Linked DNA regions of Homo sapiens: region 1 is linked to region 2. The links are chromatin loops, found by intact Hi-C in ENCODE. Cell type or tissue: B cell. All regions are shown on one strand.

Region 1 (2,500 bases), 110 kb after region 2:
ATGTTTCATTTTCTTCTTTGTTTTTGAAACGGTGTCTTGCTCTGTTGCCCAGGCTGGAGTGCAGTGGTGCGATCTCCGCACACTATAACCTCTGCCTACCAGCTTCAAGCTATTTTCCTGCCTCAGCCTCCCAAGTAGCTGGGATTACAGGCACCCGCTGCCACATCCGGCTAATTTTTGTATTGTTAGTAGAGACGTGGTTTCACCATGTTGGCCAGGCTGCTCTCGAACTCCTAACGTCAGGTCATCCGCCTCCCTTGGCATTTACTCATTTTACAGAAAGCTTCTGAGGGTGTACTGTATGCTGGGAATGCAACAAAAAACAAACTGGCAAAAATCCCTGCCCTTGTGGAGCTTATATGTTAGTCAAGGTGATGGACGATACATATTAACATATATGGTCTGTCATGTGGTGGTAATTAGTGTTATTGAGAGTGTGGTTCGAATGAGGGATAGGGAGAAAGCAGAGAATAGAAGGGTAAGTTTACAGTTTTGGCTGGGGTAGTGGGAAAGGTTAGTGGTGTAGTGTTAAACTGGTCCTCTGAAAGTTCTGATTTGTATTGTTTGCTGATTTCTGTGATAAATGGATTATTTACCATAATCATCACAGCAAAACTCTGAGGTAAGTACTGTTATGTGCCATTTTGCAAACAGGAAACTGAGACAGAGAGGTTAAAAAGCTTGTCACACAGTTAAATATTGTGGGGTAAGAATTTAAACACAGGCGGTTTTAAAGCCTTCACTAGGGTGATTTTGCCTCTCAAGGGACACTTAGCAATGTCTGGAGAGATTTGGTTGTCACAACTGGGGTATGGGAGTGGACAGGCTGCTAATGGCATCTAACAAGTAGAGGCTAGGAATACTGCTACACATCCTGCAGTGCATAGGATGCAGCCCCCTTCCCCAAACAAAGACTTCTCGCCAAAATATATGAGTGTCAGCGTTGAGAGACCTTGTCCAAGAGCTTGAGTTCTTAATTACTGTGCAGTAATCAGATTGACAGTGCCTTTTTTCCTTTAAGTTATTTAAAGTTTGATAAGTAGGTCTCCAGTAAATTTCTAGTTATTTTGACTTGGGATTTTTTTTTCTTTTTTTTGAGACAGAATCTCACTCTTGTCGCCCTGGCTGGAGTGCAGTGTGGGATCTCGGCTCACTGCAACCTCTATCTCCCGGGTTTAAGCAATTCTCGTGCCTCAGCCTCCCAAGTAGCTGGGATTACAAGCACCTGCCACCATGCCCAGCTAATTTTTTGGTATTTTTAGTAGAGACAGGGTTTCACCATGTCGGCCAGGCTGGTCTCAAACTCCTGACCTCAGGTGATCCACCCGCTTCAGCCTCCCAAAGTACTAGGATTACTGGTGTGAGCCACTGCACCTGGCCTGGAAATTTATATTGAAAGTAATTGTACTGAGAGATATGTGCTTATTTACTGTTAGATAACTATTTAATTCATTGCCCGGGCACAGTGGCTCATGCATGTAATCCCAGCACTTTAGGAGGCCAAGCTGGGCAGATTATTTGAGCTCAGGAGTTCAAGACCAGCCTGGGCAACATAGCAAAACTCAACACACACACGCACGCACGCACGCACACACACATACTCTCTCTTTCTCTCTCTCGTGTGTACACTTGTGGTCCCAGCTACTCAGTAGGCTGATGTGGGAGGATCACTTGAGACCAGGAGGTCAAGGCTGCAGTGAACTATGATTGCACCACTGCACTCCAGCCTGGGTAACAGAGCGAGACTGTCTCAAAAAATAAGATGGAGAAGAATTTAATTCACTAACTTCCTTTGCATGTTTTAACATGTGCAGTGCTTGCAGAAATAGAATTTTTAAAACAGGTTTGAGGTATAATTTACATACCCATGAAATTTATCCATTTTAATTGTGCAATTCAATGATTTTTTTAAAGTAAATTTATAGAGTTTTGCAACAATTAATACAATCTAGTTTTAGGACATTTCCATCACCCCTAAAAGATCTGAGTCTTCAGCCCTGGGCAGCTGTTAATCAGCTTTCTGTCTGTATAGATTTTCCTTTTCTGTGAATTTAATATAAATGTAATCATACAATATATAGTCTTTTGTGTCTAGCTCTTTTAACAGTTTTTTTTTGAGATGAAGTCTCATTCTGTTGCCCAGGCTGGAGTGCAGTGGCATGATCTCGGCTCACTGCGACCTCCGCCTCCCAGGTTCATGAGATTCTCCTGTCTCAGCCTCCTGAGTAGCTGGGATTATAGGCGCACATCACCATGCCTGGCTAATTTTTTGTGTTATTTTTAGTAGATACAGGGTTTCACTATGTTGGCCAGACTGGTCTCGAACTCCTGACCTCGTGATCCGCCTGCCTCGGCCTCCCAAAGTGCTGGGATTACAGGCTTGAGCCACTGTGCCCAGCCTCTTGTTAACACATTTTAAAGATTCATTCACGATGTAGCATGCATCGATAGTTCATTCCTTTTTGTTGTTGAATAATATTCCATTGTATGAATGATGAAC
Region 2 (2,500 bases):
CTGGGTGACAGAGACCCTGTCTAAAAAAAGAAAAGAAAACGCCAGGTGCAGTGGCTCACGCCTGTAATCCTACCACTTTGGGAGGCTGAGGTGGGCAGATCACCTGAGTTTGGGAGTTCAAGACCAGCCTGACCAACATGGAGAAACCCCGTCTCAACTAAAAATACAAAATTAGCCGGGCGTGGAGGCGCATGCCTGTAATCCCAGCTACTCAGGAGGCTGAGGCAGGAGAATCGCTTGAACCCAGGAGGTGGAGGTTGTGGTGAGCCGGGATTGCACCATTGCACTCCAGCCTGGGCAACAAGAGCAAAAACTCTGTCTCCAAAAAAAAAGAAAAGAAAGAAAAAGAGCTTAGGGACTTAACAACGTTAGAAGATTTCACCTGTGCCAAAATTATTTAGAGAATTTTAAATGTGACAATTGTCCTGGTATGAATACATTTACAGCAAAAAATAATCATAAAGATATAGTTTATCTCATATATTTGTTAAAATAGAGATTTGATTTTACTCTAAACAATCCTTGTAAATAATTTCTTTTCTGCTATACCATTGTGCTGTGTAGTGTGTCTCTGTATATCATCCCAGAAAGCTTAAATTGGCTTGATTTAATAGTAAAGAATTTTTTAATTAAAAAAATTTGAACTAACAATTGTCATAATTAATCTCATTTTAAAGTTAGTCCATGTTGAACTTTTCTGGACTATTTATGCATTGATTATTTTAGCATACATTTACAGAATGCCTACTGCGTGCCAGGCATTATAATAAGTGCTGAGGGAAAAAGATAAAGAAGACGCAGATCTTTCCTCTAGAAGGTCTCAGTCTAGAGAAAGACAGACAATTGCATTACAGAGCAGTGAAGAAGTTAAGATTTAGAGTAAGACGAAGTATGCAATGGTGTATGCATCAGAATACGCAACAGGCATAATGGGCTAACACCAAACCGGAGGAGTGGGTACAAATCAAGAAAGGAGATGGTCGCTGAGTAAAGGATGAATAAGAGTTTCCCACATGAAGTGAGGAAAGTCAGTCCAAGAAAGAGGGGCAGTATCTGCAGAGTTATGAAAGTGTGATGACAAAGCGAGGTGAGTATGGGGAAGTAAAATTGGTTCAGCATGACCAAGAACTTATATTGGGCTGGCACAATGACTCACGCCTGTAATCCCAGCACTTTGGGAGGCCAAGGCAGGCGGATCACCTAAGGTCAGAAGTTTGAGACCAGCCTGGGCAACATAGTGAAACCTTGTCTCTACTAAAAAATACAAAAATTAGCCAGGCATGGTGGTGAATGCCTGTAGTCTCAGCTACTTGGGAGGCTAAGGCACAAGACTCGCTTGAACCCAGGAGGTTGCAGTGAGCCGAGATCACGCCATTGCCCTCCAGCCTGGGCAACAGAGTAAGACTCCGTCTCAAAAAAAAAAAAAGTTATATTGAAGCGAGGAAGCATGCTGGCAGATAAGGCTAAACAGAAGGGCAGATGTCAGATGATGAAGAACCCTTTATGTCATGCTAAAGATTTGAATTTTGTTCTGAAGGCAGTGGGAATTCACTAAAGGTGTTTTAACAGAAGAAGGTCATGATCAGATTTGTGTTTTAGAAGGTCAATTTGTTGGCAGAATAGAGAATCAATATTGGAAACAGGGAAACCAGTTAGCAAGCTGGTGCAGAAACTCAGGTAAGAAATCACAATGGCCAGGTCTTTCTGGTCATGGTCATTATAAATGCTTGTGAAAATGTTTAATCTCCTTCACTGCAGTAAAATTCAGATTCAAACAAATAATACTCATTTTTATTTTTGAGTCCTAACATTTTAAGTTGAACTCTTCCCACCCTCTTGAAAGCAAAATATTCTGATAGTCTCGTCTCAATATTTAGCATATCTTTTTCTGAATCATAAAACCACCATTTGTTAAGAAGGTAACAAAAAAATGGGGATGTGGTTCTTTAAAATTACAGCAATTTCACATATCTGCACCATAATCTACTACACCTGTTCATACACCCACCTCCTGCCATTATTAATAGTCTTTTGCTTTTACAATTTTCCATTCAAACCTCATTTTTAAAAACTAGGGTGACCACCAAATTGGGCGAGTCACTTTTACAGTCAATTCTTCTGGTTAGTAGAATTTCAGTTCTCAGTTTTGTTTTTAAATAGTAAGAGTTATCCTAAGTGTCCAAAAATGTAGTTGAGTAGTATCATCATCTTTCTTAAGCGTATCAGAAGAAGGCAAGGAATTTTAACGCAATATTAATTCAAATTTAGGACTTGAGTTATGTACTATGATAGGTGTGATTGGAAGTAAAATGTACTCACAAATGTCAATTTGCCTAAGTTTGAATCAAATGGGAAAGGCATAACTCAATAGACGTTATGGAGATAAGTTGTAAACAATACTACATTAGTGGGAAACTTCTGCAAGTCTATTAAGTTCATTAAATGAGACATATTTAGGCATGCTTTTAACTTGAACCTTTTGTTTTCTCCATATGCCTTG

The links. Peaks named below come from ENCODE experiments on the same cell type or tissue, not always from the same donor. Only the 100,000 strongest peaks of a DNase experiment are listed, where the experiment ranks them.
Region 1: it touches region 2 in a loop (2.1-fold over the local background); 1 of 110 quality-filtered maps calls a loop at or near these places.

Annotation. Positions count from the first base shown.
Region 1 is chr7:77,573,754-77,576,253 of GRCh38, forward strand. All of the region lies in intron 2 of PTPN12 (protein tyrosine phosphatase non-receptor type 12), which reads left to right. Among named protein-coding and RNA genes, the nearest start is that of PTPN12, 38 kb to the left of the region's middle. In B cell, no CTCF peak of the experiment used is centred here; no DNase peak of the experiment used is centred here.
Region 2 is chr7:77,462,741-77,465,240 of GRCh38, forward strand. No RefSeq gene overlaps it. Among named protein-coding and RNA genes, the nearest start is that of GSAP, 48 kb to the left of the region's middle. RefSeq lists a silencer at 1,069-1,148. In B cell, no CTCF peak of the experiment used is centred here; a DNase peak (open chromatin) is centred at 1,061.